2 separate regions of the Mus musculus genome follow, and region 1 is linked to region 2. The links are chromatin loops, found by intact Hi-C in ENCODE. Cell type or tissue: gastrocnemius. All regions are shown on one strand. Links, peaks and the distances in the headings refer to the core of each region. The heading gives the core; the rest is flanking DNA. Region 1 overlaps Tnfrsf1b (tumor necrosis factor receptor superfamily, member 1b). Region 2 overlaps Tnfrsf8 (tumor necrosis factor receptor superfamily, member 8).

What was found. Peaks named below come from ENCODE experiments on the same cell type or tissue, not always from the same donor. Only the 100,000 strongest peaks of a DNase experiment are listed, where the experiment ranks them.
Region 1: it touches region 2 in a loop (9-fold over the local background); 39 of 42 quality-filtered maps call a loop at or near these places.

The regions. Positions count from the first base shown.
Region 1 is chr4:145,207,304-145,217,028 of GRCm38, forward strand. Tnfrsf1b (tumor necrosis factor receptor superfamily, member 1b) reads right to left here. Exons shown (of 10, transcript NM_011610.3): 10 at 5,065-8,797. The coding sequence ends at 8,484. Among named protein-coding and RNA genes, the nearest start is that of Vps13d, 17 kb to the left of the region's middle. In gastrocnemius, for the core only: no CTCF peak of the experiment used is centred there; a DNase peak (open chromatin) is centred at 7,285; H3K4me3 peaks cover 384 bases; H3K27ac peaks cover 1,899 bases.
Region 2 is chr4:145,282,091-145,292,561 of GRCm38, forward strand. It overlaps Tnfrsf8 (tumor necrosis factor receptor superfamily, member 8), which reads right to left. Exons shown (of 13, transcript NM_009401.3): 7 at 6,336-6,426; 8 at 5,889-5,986; 9 at 3,236-3,334; 10 at 3,056-3,109. Among named protein-coding and RNA genes, the nearest start is that of Gm36233, 22 kb to the left of the region's middle. In gastrocnemius, for the core only: a CTCF peak has its summit at 4,868; a DNase peak (open chromatin) is centred at 4,847; H3K27ac peaks cover 360 bases.

The sequences.
Region 1 (9,725 bases), core at 4,726-9,725, 73 kb before region 2:
GAGACAAGATCCTACCATGTGATTCTGGCAGTCCTTGAACTCACTGCATAGACCAGGCTGGCCTCCAATTCTACCTACCTCTGCCTCTTGAGGATTGAGATCAAAGGCATGTGCCACCATACCTGCGTCTCCTTTTTATTAATTTAAGTTGTGTGTATGTGAACATGAAAGCAGATAGCCACGGAAACCAGAGGTGTTAGATGCCCTGGAGATGGGATGCAGCAGTGAGTGGTTTCAGTCTATCTGGTATGATCATAGGGGTGGTGGGGATTGAACTTGAGTTCTCTGTAAGAGCACTATGTACTCTGAACTGCTGGACCATCTCCAGAAGCCATTTTCCTTCTTAAGGGAGAATACCCCCAATTGCGTTCGCAGTCCACATTTTGTCTGTGTCTACTCTTAGTGGTGTTGCACTCACCTCCATCTCTCACTTCTTGTGGAAAATGCTGCAGTGATTGGCCATGTTCCATCAAATACCGATCCATTCAGGCATGTGGTTTGCAATGCTTCTCGCTGCATATCCGGAAGTGCAATTTCTGGCTCATATGATTATTCTATGTTTGCTTTATTTTCAGTGCCTGTGATGGCATCCAGGGCTCATTACATATGTCTAGCTTTCTGAGGGACTTCTGCACCATCTGCCCCAGCAGCTGTACTGTTTTACAGCTCACTCACAGGGCACTGGCTTTCAGTCTCTCCACATGTCACCAACTACTGTTATTTTCTGTTTTTCTGGTGAGAGGTGGGATGTTGTTTTTCAAAGGGGACAAAAAGGTCATTGTGTCTGTAAGCAGACAGGGAGGCTGATGCTGAAGGAGGAAAGGTGGAGTCAGACCCTGAAACAATGTGTTTGGTTCAAGAGAGATGCCAGGAGAAGGTGGGGCTCCACTTCCTCAGAGGAGAAGGGGGTGGGGGGAGAAACTGAGGGATGGAGGAGCAGGAGGGCAGACAGTGATAGGCATGTAAAGTGAATAAACAAAGAAAGAAACAAACAAACAAATAAAAGGTGCTAGGGACTGAAGAGATGGTTCTGCACTTAATAGCACTGGCTTCTCTGGCAGAAGACCCAAAATCAATTCTTAGCACCCCTATGGTGACTCACAGCCACCTGTCACTCCAGTTCTAGGGGATATGCCACCCTCTTCTGGTCTCCAAGGCCACGGTGTGTGCACGATCCACATACATGCAGGCAAACATTCATACCTATTAAGTAAAAATAAATAGATATTTGAGAGAGAAAGAAGCATAGACGGAGAGTGGATGGGAACAAGAAACTGCTCTCAGCCATGGTCACAGAGAAGGCAAGGACATGGGCCCAGGTACAGTAATGGGAGCGGGGCTTAGGAGCTACAAGCATTCCCTGTGTTTCTGTTATTTTGTCAGTGAACAACCAGCCAGGTTATCCACCTAAAGATGAGGGAGGGGCAGAACCAGAGCCAGGTTGAGAGGAGATGGAGATAAAGAATCATTCTGGACAGTGAACTGGGGGAGAGGGGGTACTGGCTAATGACCCCCCCCCACCAAAGAATCTGGAGCATCCTGAAGCCATGCTACTTTTCAGGATCCTAAGATGGGGACACTCCCTATCTGGACTACCTGGGTTGGTTCAGTGTAAATATACGTGTCTCTACTGTTGAGAGGTAGATAAAGGGTAACTGCAGAAAATATTCACCACTGTCTGAACTTTTATTGGGTTTGTTTTGTTTGCCTGTTTGTATTGAGACAGAATCTGATACAACTCGGTCTGATCTCAAACTTGCTTTGTAGCCAAGGATGACCTTGAACTCTTGATCCTTTTGCCTCCAGCATCAAATGCTGGGATTATAGGTGTGCACCACCATGCCCATCTTAACATAGCTTTGAACATGAAGGTTGACTGTGGGAGTCAGTTCTCGCCACCATGTGGAACTCAAATCATCATGGAACTCAAGTCATCAGGCTTGGCAGCAAGCCCTCTTACCTTTGTTCGACAGCAGGACACACAGACACACACACGCCCCTCCCCCTGCCTGCACCCCTGTCCTTGGCTTCTCTGTGACCGTGGCTGAGAGTAGTTCCTTGTTCCCATCCACTCTCAGTCTATGCTTCGTTCTCTCTCAAATATTTATTTATTTTTATTTAGTGGGTATGAATGTTTGCCTGCATGTATGTGGACAGCACACACACAGTGCCCTTGGAGACCAGAAGAGGGTGGCATATCCCCTGGAACCTGAGTAACAGGTGGCTATGAGTCACCACACATGTTCACGGGGTGGAATATATTACCAATAAGAGGTGACTTTAGCTACTGGCAGTGGACATACCTCTGGCAGGAACATGAACCTTTTTGAGAAGGAGCCCAGCCCAGGATGCTTCCAGCACTTTTGCTTGTCTTGCTTTCTTTTCCGTTGCTCTGATAAAATATCCTGACAAAATAATGAAGGGGGGGGGGGAATGCTGCACAATAGCATCAGATTTTCAGGAACTGGAGTTACAGATGATTCTGAGCCACCATGTGGGTATCAAATTTCGAACCCCAGTGCTCTGGAAAAACAGCCGTGCTCCTAAGGGATGAAGTAACTCTCAAGTCCCGCCCCCTACCAAGTGCTTCTTTTAAATGGAGTCCCTCTACTAGAATAGGTAGCTTGCTGTGAGGTGTACTTTAAAAATGCTCTGGGCTAGATTCACAAGGCACACTGAGCAGGCTGTGGGGTCATGTTCCTCACTAGCTGTGCGGTTCACGAGCTTTGACTCCCTTGGGATGACTGAGCTAGCCTGTCTAGCTACTCTGTGATCCTGAGGATGAGACTGTGTCTCAAAAATCATATCAATGATTGAGTCATAATTTCTTTTCCCTTTCTCTCTCTCTTTCTCTCTTCCTCTCTTTCTCTCTCTCTTTCTCTCTTTCTTTCTTTCCTCCCCCCCCCCCAAGAATGTAGACAAGTGCTCTGCAATCAAGCTACACCCACACTCTTGGTTTTTCAATGCTCAGTGCCAGAGTTTCAACAAAGAATTCATGAAGTTCTGAGTATGGTGGCACATGCCTTTTATGGCAGCCCTTTGGAGGCTGAAGCATTCAGATCTCTGAGTTTGAGGCCAACCTTGTGTACTTAGTGAGTTTCAGGCCAACCCAGATTACATAGTGAGACCCTGTCTTTTTGTTTTGTTTTGTTGTTTTTTTTTTTTTTTTTTTTTTTTTTTTTTTTTTTTTTTTGAGACAGGGTTTCTCTGTATTGTCCTGGCTGTCCTGGAACTCACTTCGTAGACCAGGCTGGCCTTGAACTCAGAAATCCACCTGCCTCTGCCTCCCGAGTGCTGGGATTAAAGGCATGAGCCACCACGCCCGCCCTAAGTGAGAGCCTGTCTTAACCCCCAACCCCAACAAAAAAGTTCATGAGCTTTTTTTTTCTTTTTGCATAATATCTGCAAATCAAAGGAAATGAGAGGTTCTGCAGTTAACTTTCACAGTCAAACTTGACTGTTCAGAGCAGCCGTGAAAGGAAACTTCTAGGGTTTTTAACAGAGAAGGGAAGTCTCACCCTCTAAGGCAGTGGTTTTTGTTTTGTTTTGTTTTGTTTTTTGTTTTTTGGGTTTTGGGACAGGGTTTCTCTGTGTAGTCCTGGCTGTCCTGGAATTCACTCTGTAGACCAGGCTGGACTTGAACTCAGAAATTCGCCTGCCTCTGCCTCCCAAGTGCTGGGATTAAAGGCATGTGCCACCATGCCTGGCAAGGCAGTGATTCTTAACTTTTCTAATGCCACAGCCCTTTATGTGACACCCCTCCCCCAGCCCTAAAATTATTTTGTTGCTACTTTATAACTGTAATGTTGCTACCATTATGAATCATGATGTAAACATCTGATATGCAGGACAACTCATATTAGACTCCTAAGGGGGTCGAGACCCACAGGTTGAGAACTACTGCTCTAAGCCCTAGGGTCACAGACTAAACAAAATGGAAAAAAAAAAGTAAGCTGAGCAGGATTTGCCCCTCTGCTTCCTGACTCCGGATGTGTTGTGGCCAGCCACCTGCTGCCTGTCTTCCCCTCCATGATGGCCTGGACTCTCAAACTAGGGGCTGAAAAGCCAACACCAAAGCCAAAACCAAAACCTAAAATGCTTTCTTCCTTAGGTTGCTTTTGTTGTGTATTTCCTCATTGTAAAGAGGAAAGTAACTAAGGCAACACTTAAATATCTGTGAGTCCGGCTTTAATACAATGTTGCAATGTTCTAAAACAAAGCTTACACTAACTCTCAGATGATCTATAAAAGGTCTCCTCAAAAGAACAATGCTAGCCGGGCAGTGGTGGCACATGCCTTTAATCCCAGCACTTAGCGGGCAGAGGCAGGAGGATTTCTGAGTCTGAGGCCAGCCTGGTCTACGGAGTGAGCTCCAGGACAGCCACGGCTACACAGAGAAACCCTGTCTCAAAAAACCAAAACAAAACCAAAACAAAAAAAAAGACCAAACAGAACAACAACAACAAAACCAATGTTAGTGTTGTCTTTTTCTTCTTCTTCTTCTTCTTCTTTTCTCCTTCTCTCTTCCTCCTCCTCCTTTCAGAGGCAAGTTCTCAGGTACCCCGAGCTGTCTCTGAACTGGCCTGTAACCAAGGATGACTGACTTTCGATTGTTTTGCCTCTGCCTCCTAGTGCTGGAATTACAGGCTACCCAGTAAATGCAGTGGTGGGGATTGAACCCACTGCCTTGGGCATGCTAGACAAACACTTTACCAAAAGAGCTCCAGTTTGAGCCAAGGATACTACATATTTTTTTTAAATAAATTAATTATGTTTATTATGTATGTGTGTTGAGTGTATGAGTGAAGGTCAGTCAGCTCTGTCCTTCCATCATGTGGGACATGAGACCAAACAAAGGCTGCCAACCTCAACAGAAAGGCCCTTTATCCTCCAAGCCTGCTCTCTGGCCTCAAGAATGCTATATGTATTTGAAGTCAGGGACTCACTATGTAGTCTTGGCTGGCCTGGAACTCACTGTGAGACAAGTCTGGCCTCTAAACCACCGAGATCCAGCTGCCTCTGCTTTCTAAGTGCTGGGATTGAAGACGTTTACCACACCTGGCAGAGTGCTAAATTTTTTTAATTTTTTTAAAAAAAAGTTTATTATAGCTAGAGAGAGGGCTCAGCAGTTAAGGGCACTTGCTGCTCTTTCAGAAAACCCAACTTTGGTTCCCAATACCCATTTGGCACAATTGTCTGTAATCCCAGATTTAGGGAATTCAGCACCCTTCACACACACACACACACACACACACACACACACACACACACACACACACACACACGGAAAAAGAAATTAATCTTTTTTTAAAATGCTATTACCTATTTCTACTATCTTTTGGGGCAGTGGTTCTCAACCTTCCTAACGCTATGACCTTTTAATACTCTTTCTCATGTTTTGGTGACCCAACAATAAAATTATTTCACTGCACTGGGCATGTTGGCACACACATTTAATCCCAGCATTCAGAAGGCAGAGGCAGGCAGATCTTTAAGTTCAAGGCCAGCCTAGTCTGTACAAAGTGAGCTACACAGATAAACCCTGCCTCAAAAAAAAATTATTTTGTTGCTACCCCATAACTGTAATTTTGCTTCTGTTATAAGTTTAATGTAAATATCTGATATGGGATACCCAAGAGGTCATACCCACAGGTTGGGAACTGCTGCTTTGGAGTCTTGAACTCTATAAGTATTCTTTAGTAAATAGAGCATTGTCAAAGCAACGAGCAGAGCTCCTCAAGGCAACAGGATCATGCTGTCTGCTCAGGAACCATGTTAAGAAATCACAGGTGAAAAGTGAAGTTCGGGGTTGGGCAGCTGATTGCGTTTGCCTAGCATTCACGAGGCCCCTGGGTTCAAGCCCCAGCACCACACAAATCATAGGATGGACAGACTTGTCATCCCAATACTTGGGAAGTAGAGGCAAGAGGATACAAAAGTCAAGGTCATCCTTTGGCAAGGTGGTTGTCAGTCTTAGATGGAAAAATAAGATTCGAAAACATAATGTAACGCCAAGGGTCCTGACACGGTTGCACATGCCTATAACTCAGCACTCTCGAAACTGAGGCAGGAGAATATCCAAGTTCAAGGTGCCTGGAGGATGCAGCCAGACTGGGTATACAGCAAAACTCCATGTATGAACAAACAGATAAGCAAAAATAATGATTAAAAGATAAAATCAATTTATTTAAAAAAATTTATTACATTTATGGTATGTGAGTGTGTGTGCAAGAATGTGATGTGTGCACATATGCAGAAGCATGTATGGGGTGGTGGTCAGAGGACAACTTGCAGGAATCAGGTCTCTTCTACCTTATGGTCAGGGATCCAACTCAGGTCATCAGGTTTGTCCGCAAACTGCCTTACCCACTGAGCCATCTTGCCAGTTCAAAACTAACTTATTAAATAGGAAGGGGGAGCCCTTGGAGAGATGTCTTAGTGGATAAAATGCAGGTATACAAGTGTGAGGACCAGAATTCAGATCTCTAGTATTCATGTAAATGTCGGGCAGGTATGGCAGCCTGCCTGTAACCTGAGCACTCCATAGGCAGACAGAGATCCCTGAAGCAAGTTAGACTAGAAAATGTGCAAGCTCTGGGTACAGATGAGAGCCCTGCCTCAGTAACTGAGAGTGATCAAACACACCCAAAGCCAACCTCTGGCCTCCACACACTGGCACACACATACATGCAAACATGGACACACACACACACACACACACACACACACACACACACACACTGAAGGAGGGAGATTCTGGACTGCCCATCCTTTAGGAATGTGTTATAGGTCAGCACTCAAATTGTTCCCTGCTCCCCCTCCTCTGATTGCAGAGCCCTAAGCTGGTCTAAGCTAGTACAGCCATTGTTCACATCCACGGTGTGGGCTTCCGAGATGACAGAACCCGTCTCCTTCCCACAACACAATGAGGAGGCCAGACTCAGAGCAGGAGATAGGGGCAAGCCTGGAGTCTACTTGGCTGGGTGTTTCCTCAGCATCCACAGGCTACAAGTGGGAGACAGCCAGGTTCTCTGCAAGAGTGGCTGTAAAGGTGGGATGGGAGGTGGGGTGGGGTGGCTCAGCCAGGGCTCAGTGTACAAAACAACAACAAAAAGCATTTATAAGCAGGAATTCTGTCCAGCACACAGTGCAATTGCTCCTTAGCACACCCTTTAGGGATCCACACAAGCACAGGAGCTGAGGCCACACCCAGGAACAGTCCTTTCCAATTCATTCTTTTGTTGCCTAGGAGGCCCGAGGTCATCCCAGGACGGGCCACCAGGGGGCAGACGTGTTCCTTCCCCTCTACAGTCTGATGCTGCAGAGCCTTAACAAGTCGGCCCCAAGTGTCCAGTATCTTGATTCCAGAGTGCTGAGCTCTTTAAGTCTCCATGGCAACAACTAGGCTCCTCTGCCAAGTTCATATCCAGTGGAATCGGTGAGCATGGCATCCAAGCACCTGAGACTGAACTTGCTTCTTGAGGAGTCTCCTGAACCCTTTCCTTCCAGGCATGCTAGGGGAGCAGGTTGATTAGAAAACCGGCATGAATCCTTTGGCAAAAGAGCTGGCTTCAGCTGTTTCCGGGTGGGCCTTTCAACCGATGTCATCAGCTGTTCCAACTCACAGTGCCTAACCCGGACATGCACTTGGGGTCACAGCAAGTACAGTACCAAGCCGTTGGGGAGTTAGAGGGAGTGCTCCAGGCTGAGGTAGGAAGAGACAGGTGGCTGCAGGGGCCTGGGAACTCTACAGTCCCTGAGATTCCCTGAAGGAAGGCGTGGCCTTGGAAGGGCTCATTAGAAGGTCAGGAGGAGGAGCTCCAGCCCTCTGTGTGCCCACCAGAGTAAAAGTCAAAGGCAGAGGCTGCAAACCACACAGGGGGCTGGCTGTGCTGTCTGCTGTCTGCTGTCTACTTACGTTTTGCATGTGTTGCTGAGGATCAAACCCAGGGCATGCTAAAAGCACACTGGACCACTGAGTTACAGCCCTACCATCCTATAACAGAGCAACTCTGCCTGATGGGGCCTCTGATTCTTGCATCAAAAGAATTTCGGTGGGCTTGGAGAGGGTACTTCCTAAGAGTTTAGCACTAACCTGAAGGGCCTCTGTGCCCTACCAGGCCACCACTTGCTCCTACTTGCTGGAACCGCCCTGCAGTGTCAGCATTCAGGCTGAAGAGCTGTGCTATTCATGGAAGAGGATGTTAGCTCCTTAGAAGGAAAAAATACTGGGGCCTCTCAGAAGCAAGAATCAGGCAAGAGCCCAGGAGATCCAGAGGGGTCATGGAAGAGCAACAACTTCCTGGGACTGCCCCCATAAAACACCATGGCAGTTTTTGACCACTCTAGCTGTCTCAGCCCTCACTTGACCTGCAACTGGGGCTCTGGAAGCCACTAAGGGAAATGGATCCAGCAAAAGTCATGAAGTTCCATGGGTTCAGGGTCTCGGGGGTCCCTTTGCAGGGTGTTACCCCTGTCAGGGGTCAGGCCACTTTGACTGCAATCTGATCAAACCAGCCAGCTTGGCTGGGCTTCATGCCCATATCCGGCACACCAAGGGGCAAGGGCTTCTCATGGCTCTGCAGTGTCTCTGTAGTCTCACACGGGGACTGAGACGGACACTCCTCCTGAGAGAAGGGGACCTGCTCATCCTTTGGGGACGCTGAGGGCTTGGCATCTGGGTCTCCCACTGTGGCGCTGGCTTGGGAAGAGCACTGAGAACTGTGGTCAGAGCTGCTACAGACGTTCACGATGCAGGTGACGTTGACGTGGGTCCCGTGGCTTCCGTGGGAAGAATCTGTGAAGCACAGGATGGGAGGGTGAGTCTGGGGATCTTGGAGACAGGGTGTCTTTGCAGTTTGCCTCTTGTCCCAGGGGCAGGTTAGAGCAATAGGCCAAGGGCCAAGAGGCTAAAGACCCTAGCTCACCTCTACTACGATGGCAGATGCATCACCCTTACATGCCTGTGTGCTCACTTCCCAGCTGCCCAGCCCAACGCTCCCTGCTGTTGACCGGAGACAATTTTCTAAAGCAGACAAAAGTACTCCAAGAAGAACAAAACATTGGGCTGAGGATATGGCTCAGTTAGTAAGGACTTTGTCTTGCAAGCTTAAGGACCTAAATTCAACCCCTGAGACCCCATGTAAGGAGGCTGGGCATGGCGGCACACACTTGTAATCTCAGTACTTGGGAGGCAGAGAAAGGGAGATTTCTGGGTCTTTTCAGGCCAACCAACTAAGTCTAACTGGTGGACACCAAGCCAAGGGGAAACTGTCTTAAAGGAGGCAGATGGGGTTCCTAAGGATGCCACCTGAGGTTGTCCTCTAGCTTCCACATAGACACGTGGACTCATTAGCACACCTGTGTGTGTGTGTGTGTGTGTGTGTGTGTGTGTGAGAGAGAGAGAGAGAGAGAGAGAGAGAGAGAGAGAGAGAGAGAGAGAGCAGTTTGCTGGAACAGAGAAGCTAGGATGTGGCAGGAAGCAGTTACAGAAGACTGCCTATGGCCAAATCTACAAAGAATATTCCCCATGACCACTGAAAGGGCAAGTACCAAATGGATCAAAACCAGCCTAGGCACACTTTGGTTTTGGTGATGATAGCATTTTAAGTGAATTGACTGACAACACTTAAAATTTAGGGGTTGGCAGTTTAAAGCTCACCTACCAGACACGTGGATTTTGATCCCTACCACTGGGATATAGAGAAGCAGAAATCACAGACAGA
Region 2 (10,471 bases), core at 2,863-7,862:
CCCAAGTCCATTCTTGTAGTTTGTACTAGAGGTCAAGACCCAAGATCAGGACTACAGGCCAGATCAGCTCATGACTCTCCCTAGTGTGAAGGCTTTGATACCCAAGGAATAATTGGGAACTGACCAAGATGAGAGGAGAACCACAGATCTGGTGACCAATGGAAGCATGGGATCCAAGCCAAAAATGTTATTGGGACACATCAAAAAAACCCATTCTGACCAGGTATGACGGCACTTCTAGTTCCAGCACTAAGGAGACAGAGGCAGGTGGGTCTGTGTGTTTGAGGGTGGTCTGGTCTACAGAGTGAATTTTAGGACAGCCAGGACTACATGGAAAAATCCTGTCTCAAAAAAACCAAAAAAGAAGGAAGGAAGGAAGGGAGGGAGGGAGGGAGGGAGGGAGGGAGGGAGGGAGGGAGGGAGGAAGGGAGGGAGGAAGGAAGGAAGGAAGGAAGGAAGGAATGAAGGAAGGAAGAAAAGAAGGAAGGGAGGGAGGGAGGGAGAAGGGAAAGGAAAGAGAAGAGGAAGAGGAAGAGGAAGAGGAAGAGGAAGAGAAGAGAAGAGAAGAGAAGAGAAGAGAAGAGAAGAGAAGAGAAATGAAGAGAAATGAAGAGAAATGAAGAGAAGAGAAAAGAAACAAACCAGTCTGATCTGGGCACTGATTGGTGGTGATAGAACAGGCTGAATTCTTTGATCCTGATGGTCTTACTGCAATGTCCTGGTTATTATGAAACACACAGTGAAGTACTTAAGGATGATAAGAAATCAAGTCTGTTAAGTTACTCCAAAAACTGTTTTGGAAAATGTCAGTTTTTGTACTGTTCCCTACGTTTGGAAATCTGAAACAGTATCAGAGCAAAGCAATCCTTTTCAGCCTCCATCATCTGTGATAACAGCGAGGTAGGGGCTGCAATCCTTATCCAGGCACGGGTGGTGCACACCTTTAATCCCACCTGTGACTCCCATTCCCATTCACACACCCACATTTACACACCCACACACCAATACCTGCCCCCACATACGTATCATTAAAAATAATTTTATAAACCAGTCAAGAATTTCATGTGTATGTTAAAATGAAGGGCTGAGGGGAAGGACTGAAGGCTGGGGATGCAGCTTGTTGAAGAGTGCTTGTCCAGCATGTATGAAGCCAACATATATGAACTGACAGGCTCAATCCTCAGCCAAGCAGAAACTAGGCATGCCACTACAACACCTTTTTGTAATCTCAGCACAAAAGCTGAAGACAGGAGGATAGGAAGTTCATGGTCATTTTCAGCAGTGTAGCAAGTTTGAGGCCAGCCTGTCTGAAAGTTAATTAGCTAAATATAGAATAAAATGATGGGCTGAATGCCTGGGGACATTCTGGGCTCTGTCACAGCTGAGGAGGGGTGCACCCTGGCATTAGGCAGGTTGCTAAACATCTTACAGTGCCCGGCTCAAGCTGACAAATCTCAGTGGTGCTAAGGATGAGGCACACTGTTCATGGAAACTCCAGTGACAGTAACGACAAGTCCTCATCTCGCTGTCTGCTCAGCACGTGGCCTTTGCCAGCTGACCTCATCTTCCTGTGCCTCACACAGTCATCTGAGAAACAAAGAGAGTGATAGGGGCTGAAAAGGCCACCCTAGGATAAAATGAGATGTTCTCGTGCTTGGTAAAGGTACCAAGGACACTTGCGGTAATGTCAGGTCAATTCAGGTGATGGATGGCAGACATCTCATTAACCTGCACAGTCCATAGGTCCTTGCTCACAGGCAAGTAGGGGAATAGGAGTCTTCACTTCAGAGGAGTTAGTGGGGCCGGAACACATGTGCCTGTCTGCTCTTACCAGCTGTCACACTTGTCTGGAAGTTTGAAAGATCTAGGACTGCCTGTGCCTAGACAAAGCCTGTGCTGAAGATGTGTTCATGAAGACAGCAAGGAAATGAATAAATGCTCCTTTATCACCCACTGCCCAGGCTGTCCCCACACTGCTCAGGCCCACGCTGCCTAGGCCATGTCTACCCTTCCCTTCTCAAGACCATTCTGCCCAGGCCATACTCACCCTGCCCAGGCCATACTCACCCTGCCCAGGCCATACTCACCCTGCCCAGGCCATACTCACCCTGCCCAGGCCATACTCACCCTGCCCAGGCCATACTCACCCTGCCCAGGCCATACTCACCCTGCCCAGGCCATACCCACACTGCCCAGGCCATACTCACACTGCCCAGGCCATAACTACTTTATTCAGACCATATCCACTCTACTCAGGCTATGCCAACCCTGCCCAGGCCATGCCTACCCTGTTCAAGATAATTCTGCCCAGGCCATACCCACCCTGCCCAGACTATACCCACTCTATCCAAGTTATGCCAACTCTGCCCAGGTCACACCTACCCTGCTCAGGTCATGTCTACCTTGCTCAGGCCCACGCTGCCCAGGTCATGACTATCCTTGCCTAGAATATAGTTATCTGGACCCTGTGTGCTCACCCAGGTGAGCACTTCCTCTCACTCAACCCTGGAAACAAAAAAACATCAAGGGACCCAGGGGAATCTAGAGGTCCAAAACTAGCCTCAGACACAATACTGAGGCCAGTCTTAAGGCCTAGATAGACTCTTTGGATACACTCTCTCTCTGTCTCTCTCTGTCTCTGTCTCTTTCTCTCTCTGTTTCTCTCATTCTAACAAGACTGTTCTCATGAACATTTGGAGAGAAACAAAAAAAAAATTAACTGACGGCAATGGAAACTCTAATACTAGAAAAATGTCAAGAAAGCAAACAGCGGTTTCAATAAACCCTGCCCAACAGCTCATGGAAACAAGCTTGAAACCATCAAAACACAAAAAACCCCTTGCTTGGGGAGCGCTTAGGAGGTACGAGCATGTACTTATGAAACTTCTCCAACTCAAAACACCCCTTGCTGGACAATGGTTTTTTTTTTTGTTTTTTTGTTTTTTTTGGTTTTGTTTTTTGTTTTTGTATGAGTTGGTCTAGGCCCCAGGCCTTACACTGGTCATGCACCTATCCATTCTGGCCCAGATAGCCCTTTGCATGGCCTGATACTCACCTGTCTGCTCCATCTTGGGCTGGAAGGTCTGCACTAGGTAGTCCAGGTGAAACTCTGCAAAAACAGCAGGCTTGGGGCTTAGGGTGTGAGCAGGTAGGAAAAGGAAAGACAGAGCAGTACCCAGGCCAGGCCAGATTAATGCAGCCACCTTCCCCAGGACCCCAAGACACATGCACTTACTCTGCTGGAACCGCCTCCTACAGGCCTTCCAGTAACACAGGAGAAAGGAGCCGGAGCCAACCAGTAGCACCACCATGGCCACCCAGAAGAGCACGGGCCCTGAAACACAGTGTCATCCATCCTGTACTCTGTGCACAGCTAGGAGCCAGGGCCCTTCCCTGGACTACACAGGACAGTCCTAGGTGCAGCCCACTTCCTACTTTTCCTGGGACATGGGTCCCACTGAGATGAGCAGCCCTGAACCTTCCCGAATCTGGGACCATCTGATTCAGCCCTTACCTTGCCACCCCAACCTGGCTCCAGGAAGCTATATGGCAGCTCAGAAAGTAAGAAAAAGAAACCAGAGAGGATGAGAAATCGAGACATCAAGAATCAGAATGGGGCGGGGGGGGGGAGTGGTGGCTGGAGAGATGGCATGGCTCAGTGGTTCAATTCTCAGCAACCATACGGTGGCTCACAACCATCTGTAATAAGATCTGATGCACACCTCTGGTGTGTGTCTAAAGACAGCTACAGTGTACTCATATTTGAAGAAGAAAAAATAAAAGAATTAGAATGGGTTGGGTATAGTGTTACATGACTGTAATCTCATCACTAGGGAGATGGAGGTAAACCAGTTAGCCTGATCTACATACCTAGATCCAGGCTAGTCAGGGCTACATAGTGAGACTTCATATAAAACAACAACAACAACAGACAAAACGACAACAACAAAACAAAACTCTAGAAGTTGGAGTGCTGTAGCTAGTTGAGATGGGGAGAGTGAAGGCTGGTTAGGGAAACTGAGACCATCAGCTCCCGAGGGCAGACACAAGGTCAGCTCTGCACAAAGCATTTTCAGCCATTAAAACAAAAAGGGCCAGTGGGATGGTTAGTGGGTAAAGTACTTACTGCAAGCCTGATGACCTGAGTTCAATGTCCAGAACCCACAGAAAAGTGGAAGGAAAGAAGCCCGCAGAAACTGCCCTCTAACTTTCAGACACGAAACATGGCATTGGGGCACTAACATCATATACATAGGAATGAATGGATATATTTTAGAGCCAAAGGAGGAAGACTAAATCTTGTCCAGTCACCCCTAGAGTCACCACTCAGGCCAGGTAACTTCAGCTTTCATATTCTTTGCACACACACTGGCACATGCACACAGCGTAACATGAATCAAACACAGAACCTAATGCATACTAAACCTAATGCATACTAAACTTCATGTATACTAAACTCAATGTATACTAAACCTTGCCTAGCCCATGCATTTACTCGACCCACCCTTACACAGCCTACACTGATTATTTTAATTGTTTAATTGTTATTTGGGTACATGCCTTGGGTGTTATTGCTCAAGTATGTTTGTTTTGTTTGTTATTATTGGGACAGTAATTCAGGGTAGCTTCAAACTTGCTGTGTAGCCAATGATGACTGTGTTCTCAGGATTACCTACCTCCACCTCCTCTGTGCTCAGATTATAGGCATGTATTACCACACCGGTTTATGTGGGCCTGGGAATGGAACCAAGGCTCTTTGGTGTGCTAGGCAAGCACTTTGCCAACTAAGCCATAGCCACAGCCCTCAAAGAGTTTTCTATGGCATGCTGAGAACTGTTAACTTGAGAACTATTGCCACCGTGTGTCCAAAACTAGTACTGCTAGTCCTAAAACTGCCTGGTGTTACCTCATTAGCAGGAGCAGCAACTGTCTTGATCCTGCTCTGGTAATGTGAAGACCATACTTGTGCTATAGGCTGATAATCCTGGGGGCTGATTTGCTATCCATTTTATATCCAAGGAAACTGAGGATGAAGGGAATTAAGCTTCCTAGACTTTTAGTAACTTATTCAATTTCTTTCTCCTTTCTATTTTTCCCCCCTTTTTGGATTTTCAAGACAGAGTTTCTCTGTGTAGTCCTGGCTGTCCTAGAGTTCACTCTGTAGGCTAGGCTAGCCCTGAACTCACAGAGATCCACCTGCTTCTGCCTCCCAAATTCTAGAATTAAAGGCATGTACCACTACCCCAAGTGAGAGTTCTTTTCAAATAGGGTCTCATATAGCCCAGGGTGGCCTTCAACTTGTTATATAGCAGAATGTGACCTTTAACAACCATGAGACAGGGTCTCACTATGTAGCCCTGACTGACCTTGAACCTGACATGTAGACCAAGCATCTGCCATGCCTAGAGCCTTTTGTTTTGTCCTTCCGCCTCTACATGGTTTCTCAGGATCAAACTGAGTTCATTGGGCTTGCTTCCTTGGGCAGGGCAGATGGCAAATGAGCCACTTCATTGATCCAACCCTGAACTTTTCCTATATCTACCTCTCAGCCGTGAGATTATAGACATACACTACGAAGCCCCGTGGATACCCTGGTAGGGATCAGACCCAGAGGTGCTGGGTATTCTAGGTGAAAATTCAGCCAACAGAGCCACACCCCCAGCCTCAAAACTGAATTTTGGGTAGCAATTATAGGCCATCAGAATGAAGTCATGAAAAAAGAAAAGTTCTGTCCCAAGAATGAGATAATATTAGGAAACGGCAGAGCCACAGGGTCAGTTCTAGAAGCCAGAAAGTTGGGCTTGGTCTTTATTTCTCAATCCACCCGAGGCCAAAGCCCTGAAAGGAAGTCCTGCTGCCCCTTGCTTTGGACAGTGAATGATCATTACCTGGATCCAGAAATGGTGTTCCCGTGGACAATGGAGAGGTGGGCTGCATCCTGCTGCTGGTCCAGGCATCTACCACAAGGCTTAGGGTGGAGGCGGTACTATACCAAAGGAAACCAAGGACAAGGGTGATGGTCACAGTTGCCATGTAAAAAGGGTGTGTCTAATGAAGGATGTTTCTTCTCTACAGAGGGTAAAGATGAAGCCTGGGTACCCAAAAGATCAACACAGTCTTTACAGGCATTGTGAGGTATTGATTAAGCTCTAGACCCTCTGGCTTTACAATCCTGTAATCACTGAGACAGACACACAGCCATGTTCCTCCCCAACCTCCCCAAAGGCCTCAAGGTCTGATGCCCCTGCATGTCTAGCCCTTACTTTCCTGGACACTGCCTGAGCATACAAAGGGCCATTCTGCCCTTCCCATGGGGTGGGGGGACTAGGAGTCACCTTGCAGGCTCCTTGCTGTTTTCTGAGGTGCTGATGTCAGGGAGTGTCCCTGGAGATGGAAGCTCCAAGGTCATATTCTTCTCTGCATTACCTATAGGTATGATGACATATTAGAATCAGTGCAGAGAGTTTGAATATCCAGTCTGCAGTGGGGAACAGTGGGAGGCAGTTGGGAGGTAGTGGAAAGTAGTGAGTGGGAGTCTTCCATAACACACAATTCCTGGCTACAAGTGACAAAGGCCATGAGGGTTGTGCTTTAAAGCATCAAACTGGAGAGGCTATGGTACCATGGGTTCTGCTATGCACGCTCCAGTGAAGTCTGCTTGGCAGGCTGAGAGGCCTGGAAGCACTCACGAGGCAAAGAGTTTCACGGAAACTCACCTCCTGGAACTCTGGCAACGGTTACTCTCATAACCCGTATACTGATACCCTATCCCCGTGTTAGTCTGGTGTATGGATCCACGTGCTCTCTTTTAGTATTATTTTATTATAAGTGCCTTTTAAGATTGAATTCTGACATAGCTAAGCCTTCGCCAGTGTTCCAACGTCCCAGAAAATTCTTGAAGATGACAAACTTGGAATTCAGTAGGAATTCAGTAAGAATGTTGCCTATTCAGTGACATTCAGAATTGCCTCTAGTATTGTAAGAGAGATAGTGAAAGAAATCAGGCTTTACTATCTACTACATAGAGTTAGAAATCTCAGGGCAAGCTTAGCAATGTAAGTTTAGAATTCTTATTATAGTTATATATGGCAGACTACATTACTTATTAGTAGAAAGTCCCCTCACACTATCACTTAGGATAAAATCCAAGTCGCTCCCATATACAGGAATTTACAATGGTTTAGGAAGTAGATCAGGCTGTTGTTTTAGAGTATTGCATTATTCATGAGAAGGTTAGCTAGAGCGGAACTCCCTAATTAGAACCATAACTTGGGTGTGAAAGCCCTTGCCCTAGGAGTGTAAAGACCTCACACCTGGCTTCTAAGACTATGACCTTAGATAGAGTTGACTTTAGATAGAGCTGACTTTGTCTCAGTTGTTTTATTGCCCAGTTCCTGCCAGTCCTTTTGTTTACATTCCTCTGTTTTGTGTAAGAGTCATTAAGCATCCGGTAACCTCATTTGTACCTTGCCGATGTGTCACCTAACTTCCCTATTTTCTTCTGTATAAATAGTTTGATGCTCAATTTGAAAAATTACATTCAGATTCTACACAACCTCTTGCGTTGCGTCTGTCTGTCATTCTCTGACTCCTTGCCCATCTGCAACTAGAAACCCATTCTACACAGACAAGGGACCCAAGAGGGTCTGCGGCAGGGTTCCAAAAGCAGCTTCTGCTTTTTATTTAGAAGAAGCTTAAAGGGCAGCAAGATGGCTCAGCAGGAAAGACCTTAGGTGACTAAGGTGATGACCTTAGTTGGATCCTGGGACCCACATTGTGGAAGAAGAGAACCAACTAATCAATACCCACAGGTCGTCGTCTGACCCCATGGTACATGTGTCATGTATGCGCGCAAGCATGCCTGCACACAAGTATGTACACATATCAAAGAGAGAAAAGGAACTCTGGTAAATATCCCAGCCACCCATCATGCTACTGTATCCCAGCCACCCATCATGCTACTGTATCCCAGCCACCCATCATGCCACTGTATCCCAGCCACCCATCATGCTACTGTATCCCAGCCACCCATCATGCTACTGTATCCCAGCTATCTATCATGCTACTGTATCCCAGCCACCCATCATGCCACTGTATCCCAGCCACCCATCATGCTACTGTATCCCAGCCACCCATCATGCTACTGTATCCCAGCTATCTATCATGCTACTGTATCCCAGCCACCCATCATGCCACTGTATCCCAGCCACCCATCATGCTACTGTATCCCAGCCACCCATCATGCTACTGTATCCCAGCTATCTATCATGCTACTGTATCCCAGCCACCCATCATGCCACTGTATCCCAGCCACCCATCATGCTACTGTATCCCAGCCACCCATCATGCTACTGTATCCCAGCTATCTATCATGTTACTGTATCCCAGCCACCCATCATGCCACTGTATCCCAGCCATCCATCATGCTACTGTATCCCAGCCACCCATCATGCCACTGTATCCCAGCCATCCATCATGCCACTGTATCCCAGCCACCCATCATGCTACTGTATCCCAGCCATCCATCATGCCACTGTATCCCAGCTATCTATCATGCTACTGTATCCCAGCCACCCATCATGCCACTGTATCCCAGCCACCCATCATGCTACTGTATCCCAGACATCCATCATGCTACTGAGAGGCAGTGGAGCTTCAGAACCTGGAGCCCAGAGGAAGGGAGAAAGGTCATCAGGAGTACGTCCGTGAAAAAGTCCCTACCTCTCCTTTGCCTCTTTGTGCATCCTGGCCACCATGAGGTGAGCAACGCCTGTGGAGATGAGCTGCCTCAGAACCAAGCAGCTATAGACAAAAATCTCCCCAACTGAGAACTAAAAAGGACCCTTCCCCTTGTAATGCTAATTAGAGACGGTGTTCCTATCACAGAGAGGGAAAGCACACTAAGAGGGATTATATTTAAAATATCAACTGACTTTCTGCATTGGCCATATGAAGTTACAAGCTGTTATTTGTGTGTGCTTGTTTGGTTGGTTGGTTGGTTGGGTGGGTGGGTGGGTGGTTGAAAGGGATAGTTCTGGGTGTCCTGGGTGTCACTATGTAGCTCTGGGTGTCCTGAAACTCTCAGTAGACCAGGCTTGCCTCAAACTCACAGAGATCCACCTGCCCTTACCTCCTGAGCGCTGGGATTAAAAGCGTGCATCATCAGACCTACTAAAGTTACAGCTTTCATTTGGTTTGTGTTTTTAAATGTTTAACCTTTAAAAACCAAAAAAACCAACCAACCAACCAACCAAACAAACAAACAAAAAAACAGCCAGGCATGGTGGGAAGAAAAAAAAATTGCCCCACAGGATTGCTTGGCCACAGGCCAATCAGCTAGGGGCATTTTTAAAATTGAGGTTCCCTCTTTTCAAATGACTATAGTTTGTATCAAGTAGACACAAAAACTAACTAAGATACCTGAGCTATATAATGAATTCTGAGTCAGCTAGTGCTATAGAGTGCTATGTAGCAAGACTGACTCTCTACACAAAACAAAACAAAAAGCAAAAAAACCCCATGAAAACAAACAAGAAAGCCAAAGACAAACAAAATAAAAATAACACCACCACCACCAAAGGCAGAATAGGAATGAACATGTCCCTCAAAGGCCTTGGTGGAAAGCGTGAGGAGCATAGCGGGAAGGAAGGGCTTGAGGCCAGAATCACAAGCCACCACCATTAACCAAACAAAAGCAGGAAGCATACAAGTGTTATGTTCCAGTTCAGACTGGCAGATGGTTCCATCTGCACAACTCTGAGAACCCAAGTTCAATGCCAGCAGCCAGATACAAAGGCAAGCATGGTGGAGCACACTTGTAGCCCCAGTGCTATCGAGAAGACAAGTGAAACCTTGGGACTCATTGGCCAGCCAACGTAGCTTGATTGCTGAGTCCTGGGCCAATGAAAGGCCCTGTCTCAAAAAACAAGGTGGATGGCTTCTACAGACTCCCAAGGTTGACCTTTGACCTCAATGAGGATCAGTACACACACACACACACACACACAGAGAGAGAGAGAGAGAGAGAGAGAGAGAGAGAGAGAGAGAGAGAGAGAGAGAGAGATTGATTTATTATTCACTGGTATTTCTAAGCCCCAAGTTGTAAACACCCAAAACCTTGAACAGTGAATCTGTATAGTGCAGGCTGTTCACTTTCTCTGAGTGGTGAAACAGTAGCTGGGTCCTCAGCTATGAGAGCCATGAGAACGGTTAGGGGCCATGGGAGCCATGGCCTGAACCCACCTGCTCTGTCATAAGCACCCTGAGTACAGGGCAGGAACACACAGCACCTGCCCCTGGCATGCAAGGGCACTCAGAAATTTTAGGAAAGAAAGAGCCCTTTCAGGACCTTTGGCACTTGAGCCTCAGCCTCAGGAGCTGCATCCTGGAGATGCTCTTCTGTTCCTACTTGGCAAGCTGCAGCTCAGAGTCCTCTGCATACCCAGGTCCCCTTATCAGACAGCACCTCCTT